2 separate regions of the Homo sapiens genome follow, and region 1 is linked to region 2. The links are chromatin loops, found by intact Hi-C in ENCODE. Cell type or tissue: B cell. All regions are shown on one strand. Each heading gives the region's core, and the rest is flanking DNA. Links, peaks and the distances in the headings are about the cores only.

Evidence for each region. Peaks named below come from ENCODE experiments on the same cell type or tissue, not always from the same donor. Only the 100,000 strongest peaks of a DNase experiment are listed, where the experiment ranks them.
Region 1: a loop joins it to region 2, with 2.4 times the contacts of the local background. A loop is called at or near these places in 2 of 110 quality-filtered maps.

What each region holds. Positions count from the first base shown.
Region 1 is chr11:128,394,380-128,402,810 of GRCh38, forward strand. No RefSeq gene overlaps it. Among named protein-coding and RNA genes, the nearest start is that of MIR6090, 120 kb to the right of the region's middle. In B cell, for the core only: no CTCF peak of the experiment used is centred there; DNase peaks (open chromatin) are centred at 4,602 and 4,732; H3K4me3 peaks cover 566 bases; H3K27ac peaks cover 2,101 bases.
Region 2 is chr11:128,466,165-128,474,595 of GRCh38, forward strand. The region is part of intron 8 of ETS1 (ETS proto-oncogene 1, transcription factor); the gene reads right to left. Among named protein-coding and RNA genes, the nearest start is that of MIR6090, 52 kb to the right of the region's middle. RefSeq lists enhancers at 3,380-3,539, 3,590-3,709, 4,010-4,059, 4,070-4,169, 4,988-5,107 and 1 more. In B cell, for the core only: no CTCF peak of the experiment used is centred there; DNase peaks (open chromatin) are centred at 2,467, 3,197, 5,287, 7,657 and 3 weaker places; H3K4me3 peaks cover 3,255 bases; H3K27ac peaks cover 8,000 bases.

The DNA.
Region 1 (8,431 bases), core at 335-8,334, 72 kb before region 2:
AGGGCCCCTGCTGCCCCAGGCTCTGCTCCTTCCTCCAATGCTTCCTGGGAATCTGGGTAGTCTTTCATTTTACTAAAATGAAATTCCTAAAGTTCTCCTTTAAAATGAAAGTTTTTTATCTCCATTCACAAAAAGAAAAAAAAAAAGAAAGAAAACATCCTCTGACCAATGGAAAAAATAATCCATTGCTTTGCTTGCTGGCAAAGGGCCCAATCGTGTGGGCCAGGCTGTGAAAGAGAGGGAGAAAGATTCTCATGGAAAGCAACCACTCCACCCACTCATATTTGTGTTTTTCTGAGGTTAGCCCAGGGCCCCCACCACTGACCAGCACATCACTTTGGTGACTGTTCCCACCATCAGCACCCAGATAGCACAGAGGGCTGAGGCATTCGAATCTTATCACCCCTATTAAAAGATAAAACCTAAAATTCAACCCTTATCAATATAAGCTTCATGCACTCCATTCAGCGCTTACAAGGAAAGCATACAATATGTTTCTGATTGTGGCTCAAGTCAGACCCAGGCAGCCTTTGCCTTGCCAGTGCGGCCTTGAAAAAGGTAATTAAAAACAGAGTAGTCTGCTTTGTTTTGATATTGGCCAGACCTTCTCTTTAGGAAATATATGGTAATAAAATGGATGAAATGAGGGGTAAAAAGAATGAAATCAACATCCTTTAGCAAAGTCACCCAAATGCTTTGTGAAGATCCATGTTTCTTCCTCGTGGGCTGTTCACAGTTAATTTGTGATCCCATCTTCATCTCACTCATCCGCCCATTCACTCATTCAATGTGTGTGAATGCCCTCCATAAATTTGTACTGTGCTAGTCACTGAAGTACAGAGCTGAATAAAACAAGACTGCTTCTCTCAAGGAGAGGAGAGGATAAAGGATATAAACAAATAATTATTTTGGAAAGGATCTTAGTCTACCTCTCCAGCTTTTACTAACACCATGATGAACTCTGCCCCCCACTACAGTTTCACGCTGCGTTTCACACTATGTTCTGCAAGCACCTGATGACTTGAAGCCTCACAAAGGCATCATCCTTTGCCTTCAAGATGTGGCCTCTGTTTCTCCTTTCACTACTGGTGTGCTACCCTGCCCTCTCTTCCCAGTTAATTCTTACTCATCCTTCTAGGCTCAGCTCAGGTGTCAGTTTATCCAAAAGGTAACAATGATGTCTCCTCCCCATAGGTTATGTGTCCCTCCCATCAGCTCCCAAAGAATGTCTCAGATTTTCCCAACACACCCTTCACACACTTAACATTGTAATTATCTGGATATTTTTCTTTCTCGTTTACTATATTGAGAAGGCTAAGAGGGAATGGAGTCACGTTACAATTGTTTTGGAGCCTAGCTCAATGCACAACGTACAAGTGCTCAAGAAATGTGGAAAGAAGAAATTAACTGTTTTTGTATAAAGGAGGGAGAGGTCAATTCTGGAGTAGGGAATCAGAGAGGGCTTCACAGAAACTATTGAATTGAATCTTGAAGAATTAACGTAAATTCACCAGATGGACAAGTTTCAGAAAAAAACTTTCCAGGAAAAACAAACAGTACATACAAAACCAAAAAGAAAGAAAACAAACATTCAAAGAAATGTAAGTATTTAACATGTCTGGGGTATAAATTGCGATGATTAAAATTTGGCTATGATTAAGAAGTTCACCCTCACCAATGTGAATGGGCATCATCCAATCCACTGAAGGTCCAAGTAGAACAAAGAGACAGAGGGAGGGTAAATTCTTTCTCTTTTTTAGAGCTAGGACATCCAACTCTTCCTACCCTAGGATATCAGAGCTTCAGGTTCCTGGGCCTTTAGAATCCAGGACTTAACACTGGTGCCCACCCCCCTTCCAGCACTACTTCTACCCCCAGCCTCATTGCCACCCTGGGTTCTCAGGTCTTTGGACTCAGTCTAAATTACACCACTGGCTTTCCTCATTCTCAAGTTTGCAGATGAAATATCATGGGACTTCCTGGCTTCCATAATCACATGAGACAATTGCCCTAATAAATCACCTCTTATATATTTATATATAGCCCCTTGGTTCTGTTTCTCTGCAGAACACTGACTAATACATAGATTATCAAGTGGTAAAGTAGCAAGAGATGAGGTTGGAGAAATACACATGGAGTAAACCATGGAAGGGGTAATACATTTGCATCGTATCCTATAGGCGTGTAATAGAGAATATAATCCTTACCGTTTCCCTCGCCAGCATATGCACAAGAGATAATTCTAATAGTGTGCTAACACAACACAACATGAAAAGCAAATCTACTGTACAGAAAATAATCTATATTTTGAAACTAAATAGGTACAACTTTGAAGTATTCACTAGTTTTGATGATCTACTCAATTTCAGCAACACAGGGGATAATGGGACTTATTTAGGGAAAAAAAAATTGTTTAAGCTCCACCTGAATTAGGTCGTCAGACCCTGAGGTCCAGGCATGCATGTTTTGAAAAAAATCTTCACAAGTAATTTCAGTATGCACACACACACACTAACACACACACACACACACACACACACTACTCAAACAAACTGGGCTTAGGGGAACACATGCTCTCTAAATCCATTGTCCTGTCATTTGTCTTCACTGATGTGTTAGTTCTTTAAAATGCCTGGTTTCGAACTTTGCAAAATGATGCATTTTTCCCTGGCTTACTCTTCGTTCTCAAACTAGGTTTTAACACAACCCATTTGATATAGAAAGAAGCTGTCTGAGACAGACTGCCAAGGTCAGAGCAAACAAATGTAATCCTGAGAACCGAAAGATGGATGCATGTTCAAGGGAGATGTGATTCTCCTTCTCTTGTTTGTGAAGAGCCATTAGACAAATAAACCGTTGGGACAAGTCTAGAGGTGTTGGACCAGGCGCACTCTGCTAGTGTGATGATCAATGACGGACACCAGCCAGCTGTCAGCAGAGGCTGCAGACCAGAGGGAAGGGCTGATCCTCACTCCTTCCTCAGCAGGGACCACCAGCCTCTTGCATAGTCAGGGACTCAGCAAATCAAGTTTTCCTCCATAGGTTAAAGCTAAACTTTAAACATATCTTCCATTGTTGATTGTTCACTCAGTCCCAGGATTAGGAGCGTCCAATATACTTGCAGTATTCTATAGTTCTGAACTCTAATCAAGATAAATAACTGTATGGTTATGAGTAGTGACAGGAACCATCAGGGAAATGCAAATCAAAATCGAAACGAGATACCACCTAACACCCACAAGGATGACTGGAATCAAAAATATAGACAATAACCAGTGTTGGGGAGGATATGAGAAAATTAGGACCCTGATACATCCTAGTGAGAATATAAGATGGTACAGCTGCTTTGAAAAGTCTAGAAGTTCCTTAGAAGTTTAAACATAGTTACCAAATGACCCAGCAATTCCATGGAGGTAGATACCTAAAAGAAACGAAAACATATGTCCACACAAAAACTTGTAAAAGAATGTTGACAGCAGCTCTGTTCATAATAACCAAAAAGTGGAAACAACTCAAAGGTTCATCAACTGATGAATGGACACAGCTTGTGTGGTACAGAAATATATATATATATATATATATATATATATAATATTGTATATCTATTTATTATGTATTGTATATATCTATGTGTATATATAATCATTTGCACATAACATTTCAGTCAATGACCAACCGCAGTGCTCCCATAAGATGATAATACTGTATTTTTACTGTACCTTTTCTCTGTTTAGATACACAAATACTTTCCATTGTGTTACAATTGCCTACAGTATTCAGTACAGTCACATGCTGTACATGTCTGTACCCTAGGAGCCATAGGCTATACCATATAGTTTAGGTGTGTAGTAGGCTGTACCACCTAGAGTTGTGTAAGTACACTCTAGGATGTTTGCATACTATAATATTGCCTAATGACACATTTTTCAGAATGTATCCCTGTTTTTTTGTTGGTGGTGGTGGTGGTTTTTTTTTTTTTTTTTTTTTTTTTTTTTTTTTTTTTTTGAGACAGAGTTTTGCTCTTGTTGCCCAGGCTGGACTGCAGTGTTGCGATCTCAGCTCACTGCAACCTCCACCTCCCGGATTCAAGCGATTCTCCTGCCTCAGCCTCCCAAGTAGCTGCAATTACAGGCATGCGCCACCACCCCCAGCTAATTTTGTATTTTTAGTAGAGACAGGGTTTCTCCACATTGGTCAGACTGGTCTCGAACTCCTGACCTCAGGTGATCTGCTCACCTCGGCCTCCCAAAGTGCTGGGATTACAGACATGAGCCACTGTGCCCAGCCAAATGTATTCCTGTTTTTAAGTGATGCATGACTACTGTATATGTGGAGGTGGGGAGACAGAAACAGAGACAGAGAGAGAGAGAGAGAGAGAAATACTGAGACCTAGAAAGCTTGAATAACTCATTTCAAGTCAAGAGCAACTTAATGGTAAACTTGGATCAAAACACAAAACACTATTCTTTTTAGTCCTGTATTGTTTCCACTATATCACAATACAGTGTTCAATAGTTCTCTTTAAATCACATACCAGGAGCTAAATTTACTGAAGTATTACAAAACCACCAAATGAGCTTTCACAGGAGACCTAAAAGAGGAAATTAAAGATGCAAATAGTTTAAGAAAAATCTGTGTTTGATTCAGAAACTTAAAACCAGTTTCTTCAAAAACTTGTTAAAAGAGAAAGAAACAGGCATTTTTACCCAAAGAAAGAAATACCATATTCTAGAGATTCACTAAATAATTTTTATGATTCTCTATGCTACTTTCAAGAAACTCTGACTTCAGTTATGTAGACTAAGGTGACAAGAACCATTTATGTAATCAACTGTAATTACATGAAATTCTCTCTTTAGCACATGGTACCCACTGAATGTGGCACAAAAGAGGATATGATCAGTTGATTCAGGATGATGTCATTTCCATGATTCTAAACCAAGAATCTTCAAGAAAGCCTGGGCTGCAAGTTCCAGGGTCAAATTGCAGACTGCTTGCAGAGAGTGGCTCTGCTATTCCAAGAACCTCAGATGGCTCACTGGAGTGATCTGCTTTAGATAGTGTGATCATATGTCTTGAAATTTCCATGACAGTCTTGTTTATACATGTTGCTCCAGAATATTTATTATAGTGCTCTCTTTCACAATCAGAGGTGTTCCGCTTTGAATGGTGAGTTATAAAATAGTTACCCTAGCCATGTGGAGTGTGCTCGCTCACTTAACATTCAACATGCAGTAAGCCACTTTCACACATGGCCCTGTGCTCACGACTTAATAGAGGTTATTAGGCAAACCCAGCTTCACTCTGCTAAAGGTATTTTATTTTAAAATTACTCAAAGCCTGTCTGAATTCCACCCTAACTCCATAACAGACATTGGGTGCCTTCAGGAAATTACTTAGCTTCCCTCTGGTTTATTCATGTTTACTATGAAATGGGAATAATTGCATCAGTCTTACCACACCAGGTAATAAATAATGGTCGAGGAAGTAATTAGGCTTAGAAGCTGGATAGAAACTAAGATGCCTAAGTACTAATTAGGAATACAGCTGAGTAGATTGTGGTTGATGGCCGTCCAAATGAATATGTCACCTCTAATTTCTGCCTTGTTTCTTGTCTTATTTTAATTGTATCTATCTTCTAAGTGTCTTATCTTTACAAAGTACCAATCCTGAACCAACGAGGTTAGATGCTTAATTTTTCTCGTGTTTTGCTGGGCATTTGCTGGCTCTAACAGCAAAGGGGCATTAACCTAACCAAAAATAAAATGGTTTCATATCATTATAAAAATTATTCTGTCAGTGTGAAATGCCATAACAAAAAAGCTTGTATATGTTGATGTCATATATATATATTTATATTTATGTATTCATTTATTCTTATTTTACATATATAGTTATTTGTGGATAAGCAGTTTTGGTGAAGAATAGCTAGTATGTTTTTGAGTAGTGTCAAGGCCTATACTTTTGAGCTATTTTCTAACTCCAAACAGATCTAGAATCAATTAACCTTTACCAAGGGCCTGCTATATTTCAGGGTCTGGACTGAACAGACGATTATGTCATTGAATCTTCATTGAATTCCTGCATAATGGATATTCTGATTCTCATTTTGCAGGTGAGTTACCTAAAATTTAGAAAGAAAAAAGTAATTTACTCAAAGTCACATAAGTAATAAAGGAAATAAAATTAAAACTCGTCTTCTAACTTCAAAACTAGTTCCCTGTGCAACTACAGTATATGCCAACAGGCATGGTTGCTGAGAGAAGCAACTGAGGTGAAGAGGTAGCCACCAGATGGACCATGCATATTTTTCATATTAAAATGATTAAATCTCTTGCAACGAGAATGGCCTATAAATAATAAGAAGCTTTTTCTCCATGTACTACTCTATTTGCAGATCCTTAGAAGTCCGGATTCTATTTTTAATTCTTTATGTTTTTCTGGTTACAGAATTCCTATATAATTAAAATGAGAAAAGCAAGGAAAAAAGGAAACTATTCCTTGGAATTTCTTTCATGCTCTGTTCCCAGCCTGTGTGTGTATTTTTTAGTGTGTTTTTAAAAGGTTGCATTGACTCAGCAACAGGATAGCCAGCTACGTGACAGTTCATCTCTGGTTTCTATTACCCGTGATGAATGCCAGGGATCGTGTTTATACTCTTGAGTCTATACACCAGTTATGGTCTTAGGGAATTTGGTTGCGGCTCTGATTAAAAAAAAAAAAAAAAAAAAGTGTGGGGGTGAGGGGTTTGGACAGGAGGCCAAGAAGCTAAGCAGGGAGCTGCAGGCATTTCACAAGCTGTTGGGGTGCAGGGTGATGGGCCCATGAAAGAGTGACTCCCTAGTCCTGGATTCTGAGTGCAAAGTATAGCCTTCTCTGTTCTTGATGCTACCAGACTGTATTCAGGAACACTTAAGAGAAATGATGGAAGTCAGAGCTGAAAGCTGTGTCCTCGCCAGATCAGTGGAAGGGCACGACAATCATTCAGCTAACGAAGGAAACTCCTTGGCTAGCCATGAGTTCATTATAACCAAAAGTGGGAGTGGGCAGGATGGGGTGTTGAGGGATACATGAATTGTTGAGCAACTGCTTTGGAAGGGCACCAAACTTCATGTTTGTTCCCTTGCACACTTGTCCTTTCCATAATTCATAGAATAATTCTATCTAAAGGTTAATATAGACCTTGAAGTTCTCCTAGCCCAGCCCCCACTTCACGTTTGAATGTTTTCTATCACATCTCACCAAACATCATGCCTGGGTAAGTCCAGGAATAAATAACTCATTGCTTCCTGAGCCATCCCAGCTCATTTTGAGGCAACTCTAACTATTTGAAAAACCATCATTCATTTATTCAATAAATATTTATTAAATGCCAACTAAGTGCCCAAGCCTGGTTTTAGATGATAGAAAAAAAAAGTAAACAAACAAGCACCCCGCACGCCCCCACCAAAAAAATCCCTACTTTCATGAAGTTTGCTTTTCTTACACTAAGCCAAGCTAAAAGTTGATCTTACCTAACCTTCTTCCTCACTGAGCTACTTACAACCCTCTAGGTCCTCTCATTAGGCATGGGAAAAGTGCTTAGTTCTTCTCCCATGTAAATATTTAAAGACACTGGTAGTACCCCGTTTGGCCTTGTCTTTTTAGTTCCTACATTTATCCATAGTTACATGTTTTCAAGGCTCTTCACTACACCGGCTCCAAATTTCTGGGCTTGTTCTGCTTCGTTGTTCTTCCTTTTCAAGTGCAATCCTCAGAAGTTAATCAGCTACTCCAGATGAGTTCTGACCAGCACAGAATATAGCAGCGGCATCATTACCTTGTTCTAGTTCTCGGATGTCCATTAATACAATCTGAGTTTAAGTTGCCATTTTTGATTTCACAAATCACTGCTGATGCACATGAAACTCAGCTAATTTTTTCAACCCTGTTATTATGTAAGATACTTACTTAGATTGGAAATAGGTCCACAGCAACCAGCAACAACCACACTGCTCATGAGATTCTCCTGAAAAACAAGCTCAGCCTCCCTCAAAGAGAGCTACGGGACATTTTCAGCCAGCCTGAAGACCACAAGTGTGCCTGGTGCCAGCCAGAATTGTCTTCCATTGAGAGAATTTGCAGATTCTAGTAAATCTCAAGTCTAAACCTCAGCTAAATTATTTAGAAACAATGAGCAAGGGCAGCTCTAACTTGGCCCAATATCTGCAATAATAAAAGTTAATACATTTTGAGCACTGCATACATTATCTAATTTAATCTTCACAACATCCTTTTGAGGTGGGTACTAATTTTACCAGGACCTTGATTTTGGGATGAGAAAATGAAAGCTTATTGAGATTAATCCCTTGCCCAAACTTAGACAGATTTTAAGGGCAAGTAGGACTCAAATATAGATGAGTGGACTCCAAAGCCCATGTACCTAACCACT
Region 2 (8,431 bases), core at 378-8,377:
CACCTCCACAGGAGATATTTCCAGCATCCTCTTGTGGTAGCCATTATGTTACATTACTTCATTGTTTCTCCTTCCCAATGTTCACCTTTGAACCTCTCTCCCACTATCTGAAAATCTCTTTGGGGCACGGGGTCTCATGACACCAAGCCGAGGAAAGGGATGGGAAGATCGAGATCCTTCCCCCGGATGAGTCTTTGGCAGGGAGCTGTCAGCACATCTGCTGGTGCTGGAGAACAGGGCCCAGGAGCACACTGCAGTCTCCTGCCCTTGGGACTTGGCAGCCACAATGCAGAGAAGGGACCTTCAATTCCCGTGGTTTGCACCAGCTCCCAGAGGACGAACCCTCTGACGGAATGGTTAGTTTTCCTTTTCTACCAGTGCATTTTCCAAACTGAAATGTCAAGCAGTCATAGGCTGTAGATGCCCTGCCCTGCCCTTTCTCTGTGATGTCAGCATACGGGACCCGGTGAGTCTGGGACAGGGTGAGTACTCGTCAGAGGACTTTTGTCCTCATTGTGACTTTTCCTTTGTTCAAAAGGAATGAAAGAAAAAAAAATTAAATTCAGGCCCTAGAAGCCCAAGTCCTAGGTGCAGAGCTCTCTAACTCTTTTTTTTTTCTGTTTACACCCAAGGAAAGAGGGAGGATAGATAGGAAAAGCAGATACCTAAAGAAATAATGGGAATATGAATGGGAAGAAATCTCTCCCGTTGGCTTCATAATAGGACAGTCAACATAACAGAGATGTCAGTTCCTGGCTCCCTCCCCCGATTCCTGTAGAGAAACCCCACAGGCGCACTCCAGCCTAACTGGTGCACACAGGGCTCACCCTTCAGAAAGCCCACATTTTTGTACCAAGTGAGAGGAGTTCATGATGGCCGCTGAAGCGTCCCCTCTAGCACCTTTTTGCTGACTCCTAAACTGCCTTTTTGTTGTGGGGAGCAAGAGAACTAGGAAAGACATGGAAATGTTCTTCCAGCCAGAAACACTGGGCCAGGGTGGGCGCAGTTCCTGGCTGGGCCCGTGGATGGTCTAATACAGGAGCCTGTCTCCACAGCAATGCATCACCCTCACTTCAGGTCTGGGAGGGGACTTCAGGGCCACTTGGAAACCCAAAGCTTAGAGGCAGCTCTGGGGTTGGAAGGCACACTGGCTACACAGATCCACCAGCGACACCCACATCCAGGCCCATCAGAAGTTCTCACACCCAAGATTGGTGCAGACAATGAATGAGTCCAGCACTCCCAGTTACGACTCTTCTAGAGGGTGTTTCTGTGTGCTTAGCGGAGGTCTGCCCAAATCCACAGGGCTCCAGGACCCCATCCCTTGCCCTTGCTCCAACATATCCTAAACTTGTAAAGCCTCTTCCTCCATTCCCCCTGCAACTCCCCCTTATCCCTGTGCCCAGCCTCTTCCACCTACCCAAATGGACTGTGGTCTCAGTGACCTTTGTCCCCTAGAGCAGAAAACGGTACTAATAATAGCGCCAGTCATGGGAAGGGGAGCTCACATGTTCAATGTGACTCATAATGGTGTCCCTGTCTGGGATCTCCAAGGCAGTCAACAGCACCCTTCACGATGCTGCCCGGGAGTGTCACACATCAGGAATCCAGTGGCATCACTGGGAAAGTATGCTTCTCAAGTCGAAGCTCTGAGCCACAACAACAGAGGGGTCCCTGTTAGAAGGAGGTCTCTTTCCAGAGCCATGCGGGCGGGAGAGCACCACACACACACTCCACACACCCATCTCCCATGGCACGGAGCCTCCACACCCCCTGCTGTCTGCTCCCTCTCCACCCTCCCTCTCAGGCGGCTGCAGGGGAATTTCCTTCTACTGCTTTGTTCTTCTCAGCCTCTGGAGAAGAGGACAGTTCTTACTACACACTGACAGGTCTGATTTGAAGAACGTGCTACAAGCTCTGAAGAAGAAATACCAGGTAGGAACTTGGAGAGCTCCCAAGCCTACAAAGCAAATCACACCAAGGATGTTCACCCCCTAAGGGGACCCCCAAGGCTCCTCAAATCTAAGGCAACAATCTCACTTTTTAAAAAAAGTAAAGCTTCAAGTAAATTACTGCTCATTTGGGTCATATTTCCTTGTCTGGGAGCTGCAAGGCCCACTATCTGTCTCAATGAGGAGCTGGTTATTAAAAATCCCCTGCTATTCTGGTCCCTTGCCCTGAGGCTGAGAACTGAGCAGCATAAATACATATATAGCAATGGGCTAGGACAAGGTGTTAGTAACATGCTCTTGATGGAAATCCCTTCCATTTCCCGATTTGTCAGTATCATTCTTCTCATTTTCCAGATCTGGGAGTTGCCTGCCTGTGACAAGGACATCCTCACAGCAAGTGAACAGGGTCAGGTTGAACTTCACTTTTTCCTTCTACTCCTTCCTCATTTCCATTTCAACCACAAGTTCTCACTCTTGTCACCTGTGCTCTGCTGAGAGGAGAACACAGGAGTTTTCTTCCAAACAGAAGGAGGTCAACGCTGGGCAGGCACCTTCCCAGGCAGTCTCCTCATATTTCCATAGTACATGGCTTACACCAAGACCACCCCATTGGTTTGGTCTCTGTCCATTTCTCCCATCACTAGAATATATGCTGTAAGGACAAGGACTTTGTTTTTTCACTGCTTCAACCCAAAGCCTAGCACAGTGCCTCACCAACAAACACCAACAAACAAAAAATTCTTTGCTGTTGAATGACTGTGTCATTTGACATGTTCTCCCTGAGAACACAGACTATATCTTACTGAGCCATATATCCTCAATGCCAGGTATGATAGCTTGTCTTCAGCAGGTACTCATTAAATATTTTCTAAATTACATTACTGAAACAAACCTCCTCTGAAGAAAGGCATATGGATTAGAAAGTCCGCTCAAATGGCTTCTCTCTATTAAACAATATTTGGGGCCAAACAATATGGGTGACCCTCAGGCTGCATTTCATCAACGTGTTCCCAAAAATGAAAATGACTACCTGTCCTTTGGGAGTTAATTTGCTACTTTAAGAAGCTAATCCCTTTAGCTCTATTCTAAAAGTCAAATCAAATACCTCGGTGTGGGCAGGACACCACATTTATTTTAACCTATGAAACTCTCATGGTTGGTCACCCTTGCAATAGGGCTGACTCTGCCCTGATAGCACACATCTGGCAGGTGGCCCTAAAACAGAGGAACAGGCCTGCTGGCCCCTCCCTTCCAGCCAGGTGTCTCTACCCACAGCCAAACGATGATGGCAAAAACAGAACATTCGAATCCAGAAATGACCCATCTGTTCACAAGTGTATCAATCTGCCTTTCATGCTACCACAGGAGGACGCACCTCTGAGGGTGGGGTGGGTGACTCCCCAGTCCAAGCATCACCCCTTTCTGTCAACCCTCTTCTAAATCACCATTCACAAAGGCCCCTAAATCTCCTGATTTCCATTAAGTTTAAGGACAAAACAGAAAACATCCTGACAGTTTCTTGGCCTCTGGACCAAGCTCAACCTGAAGCTGCACAAAGTCTTGTTGCCTGAGGATGAATAACTCAAGAAACTGTATTGCTGGACTGACTGGCAATCAAGACCCTGAGAAAATTATTTTAAGAAGATTAAGGGCCAGGAGTGCTTGATATTTTGGCTGAGTTCTATGTCTCTCATTTCTTCTGAGTTGTATATTTTCTTTGCCCCACCCTGACCCAATCTTATCTCATCTCTAACACACTCCATGTATAACATTCTATAACTGGCCAATACGGCCGTGGTTTAAAGACTCACTCTGTGTCAGTATATTCTATAAACGTGTTCCTGTATCAGTGGCTAATAACTCAAGGGCAGTGATTGGGAATATAACTTCCAATAATTCAACTCAAACAACAAAGAACATTCTGACAGGTGTTTGGAAAGCATACTTGCTGAACACGATGATGAACAAACAACAACTTTATAAACTTGTATTTGTTGCTGAGATAGCCAGTATCTAACCATGAAAAAGAGTGAGAAAACAGCTCTCAAATCAGTTAAAACCAGTCTTTGACTGCCGAGTTCATGTCTCTTGCATGTTAGATCAAAAACGAAAGGAGGAGGAGTGTCAAAAAATTTAAAAATAAAAGCCATTTTACATGTCAGGCAGTGGAGTACTGAGTGATGACGGCATCCTATAAAATTAAAATATATGATGCCTGTGGGAAAGCCCCGGGTAGGGAGTTGAGGGTACGAGGCTTTGATATCAGTTCTTACCTGAATCACCATATGCAATCTTATGCAACTCATTTAATCTCTCTGGGCTTTACTTTTTCCTTTCCTAAAATGGAAATAGTAATCTCTGCTTCTCTTTAGTTTATAAAAATGTAAATTAAGTCCTTATTACAAAAATCTGCATATATACATATATATAGACAGAGAGAGAGAAAGACACTTAAAGAGGTGAACAATTTAGGAGCAACTGAATATACAATAATGGAATTACAAAGAAGAATGAAACAACAGAAAATATATTTTTAAAAACAATTTTCAGTAAAAAACAAGAAAAAAGATGCATTTAAAAAAAATTGTAAAAGCACTAGAAAAAATCTAATTAGACTTCCAAGGATTAAATTGGCCTTCGTATGGCAACTTTGAAAAAGTAGAAAGTTGGAGGTTAAGGAAAAAAAAGTTACAGTATACGAATGTAAAAATTTTTAATATTTTCAATGAGAATAAGCATTTAGGACTTTTTTAAGTTAGGGAAGACTCTGAAATCCTTGTTCCCATGTTAAAAGTGCACACGCACCAAAAGAGACAGCAGATGCAAACTGCTTTGCAAGTGAAAGTATCACAGGCATATATGGTTTAGGGAAATCTTGGCCACAGATGGACTTAGATCCTCTTTTCCCGATGCACCTTTTTCCTTAGTTATTCATGTCCCTCACCAAGTATTCTTCACCTAAGTATTGTATAGAGCTCACCTAGAGCAAGTTCAACACCGTTCCCCACAAATGCCAATAGTTTGGGCCCAAAGAGACGGGTCCCACCAGCATTAACTGGGGTTCAAGCAGAACCTCTTGTCCAGCCATCAGGGCCCAAGACAGGCTTGACAGCAAGACCAGGTGGCTGGCAACTGGCCAGTGGAGTCCTCCCACCTGGAACAGGGTTAAGTGAGGCTTATTTGGCCAGTCTGACTTGGGTCTGAGAACAAGACAGTTACACATTTTTAGGGTATGAGGGAAAGACCTTTGTTTTTGCTCTGGCTCTGCACACCTGCAAGTGCTCAAGTACACATGTGTGGGGGCGGCAGCAGGAGAAAGGGGACTGTTCCTCTCTTAAAGGGGCAGTCTCTATTCAAATGCAACCACCTCTTTCTTCTAAACCCATCAGTAACTCTGTCTAACACATTCAAGCTAACACTCAGACACAAACTTGGACAGTGAGCCAGTGAAGCTCAAGTCAGGAAGTGGGTTTCTTTATAGCTCTTTCCTCCTGATGTCTTCTAGGTAACCGGTTCTTTTAAGAAGTCACCAGAGATGGGTTAGGTTTGGATTTGGGGGAAGGGGATAAGAATTTTGTTATAAACCAAAGAAAAGGTTTTTCCAGCCACTATAAATGTACAAAGAAAAATCTTCCTAAGTGTGTAGGTAATGAGAAGAAAGAAAGATATGTTCACTGATCAGGGTTAGAAAACAGGACTTTAGAAGTCTGAAGATTATAGTCTTTTCTCAGTAGGATTCTCAACTTGCTCTCTGGAATTTATTTTATCCTAGGGGTTAAGTTTTCCCTGCATGTCAACAATGAGAGAAATCACTAGTTAGGTATAATAGAATCCTTGGAAGGTAGTTGAACTAGATCCTAAGTGATCATTTGCACACCGAATTTTGTAAGCATTTATCCAGCATATAATCTCTGAACACTCCTCAAACGTAGCCAGAGTGTGTTGAATAGCAAAACACAATATTAACAACTGCATGGAGGTAGCGGAACAAGTACTTTTTGTTTCACCATAACGTGATAAGCTGAAAGTGTCCTACCTACGCCTTTAAAGAAAAAAAGAACAGAGAACCTAGCCTTGAGAGGCCTCCATAAGAAACTCCACCGCCTCAGCTCTGAATGTCAAACACCTCCACAGACCTGTGCCCTGTGAGCATCTCCAACAAAGCAAGTCCCATCCTTGTTTCAGAGTTTAAACTTTCACATTCAATCACTCTAGGAGAACTTTCACTCTCATTATCTCTCAGGGAGAGGTGAGTCATACAAAAGACAATAAAGTTTGGGGAGTTACAGTCAACAACATGCATTGAACTCAGAAGCCCATCACGGACTACTGAGAGTGTCGGGACACATGGTCTTGAGTCCTGCCACATGGAAAAGCTGTGCTGGTCTCAACAAGCCATGTTTACAGCTCAGGTCCCTGCAGCTGTCACACTACCTGTTCTACTCAGTTCTCCTGCTTCAGGGAACATAATTGACTGGCTCTACCATGTCCACACCAGCACCCCTCATCCTGGGGACTGCTCCAGCCAGGGACTGAGCACAGTGAGGGCATGCAGGTCCACCCCTGTGAGACACAGAGCTCCTCCAGCAGACGACCTTGACCCAAAGATCCCCTGGGCCCAGCCAAAGTTTTCTTAGAATGGAGCTGCAGTTGAGGGCTCTTTCTACCCAAATCTCCTCCTTCCAGACCTGCAGCATGGTCTGAAGGTTCCGCTGCCTTCTCTTCGCTGCCTTTTTTTCCTTCATAGATGCTCCTTCCGTAAACATCTTGCACATCTAATCATGTCTTGGCACCTGCTTTCCGGCACACTCAAACTAACACAGTATTTTGAATATTTTCTGACATGTGAAAACCCTGAAAGTCATCTTATTTGTTGTTTGCTGTGTAACATTGGGCTAGACCTCCTCCTCTAAAAAGAAAAAAAAAAGTCTCGATTCCCTCATTTATACAATGGGCATAACAGAAACTTCCTCATGTGATATTTGGTGAAGGATTTAAAAAGTCAGTGTATATGAAGGAGTCTAAGCACACAGTAGGAACTTAATACATCTGGGATTGAGCTAAATAATTGAAAAGACCTAATTATTATTAAATGCCTGCTACGCCCCATGACACTGCCAGCAATTACTGCAATTCTATAAGTAAAATGCGTTGTTCCCTGGCCTCAAGGAACTTAGAATTATACTGGAAAAATAAAAGGTTTGGAGAATACTATGGAATGTAGGTGACAGCTAGCACTTAGAGCCTAGCTTCCTGTATACCCAGCACTGCTCCAAGTGCTCTCCATAAACTAATTCATTAGTTCTCACAACAAGCCTATGGTATAGAAACTATTATTACTGCCATTTGCAGATGAGAAAACAGATACAGAGATGTTAGCTTGCCAAAGGTTACACAGCTGCTCACTGGCAGGGCCTGACTCCATGCTCTCAATTCTACAGGGATGGCCCCTGAATGTTGCCCTTGGTAAAACTGCATGGGATGACCACTCTTTCTTGTGTTTAACTTGGACTTCTCTACCTGCAGGCATCCCCAAGTGACTGATGGGGTGCTGATGAGTGCTCCAACCTGCAGGCATCACATGCAAGTCACCTTAGGGAGACAGGAAGGGCAGCGCTTCTCTTGAATGAGCCTCTACAAAGAGCAGCAGCTGCTCACTCTCTGCAGCAGGGGAGGCCGTCCAGAGAAAAGAAAGAAGTGCCAAGGGGGCAAAGGCAGGGTCATCTGGGACACCTGGCAGGGCCTTTCCCAACAGAGGTGATGGGGAGTTTCCGAGGCCTGTTGTTTAAAGGCAATAAAGACTGGTGTGGATGTCTCAGCAGCACGCTGGCTGCATTCTGCTCAGTGGAAACATTTTGCTTCCTCCAAAGGTGGAGCTTCAAACTGGAGACAGAGTGGAATTCCAGAACAGTCACCACCCAATTCCATTATTTGTAGTGAGACTTTATTAAAGAAACAGTGACCCCAAAAATCTAAGACTCAGAGACTCTTCCTCTAAAACAGGCAGTGGGCTATACCCAGAATAGAGGGGTCAACCCGTGAGTCTCCTGGTATCCAAAATCCAGGCACCCTCAAGACCTCAGAGAGTTGTAAACAGCACCAGGGTGCAGGATGTATTGTACAGTATGAATAGATCCCTTCTGTCCAAAGACTGCTTGCAAGGTATTACCGCAGCTGAATCAAGACACTAAGATGCTTCAGCCAGTTGTGGTCTTTGAAAGCCATGACAGAAATAGGCAATCACCACTTTCCACGTTTTTTAAAAGACATTTAGAAAAAAAAAAGTTCATAGTGAGGACGAATCTTTTTACCATGTGATCTTTTTCTACTGGTAGCAGATGATTAAGAAAAATTCATACAAAACTAATTAGATAGGAGGCAGAAACAGTGGAATTACTCACAGGCAATAGAAAAGAGCTTTGCCTCCCAACCAGTTCAAATCTTCCCGGGAATTTTCCTCCTCAGTGCTCCAAAGTATT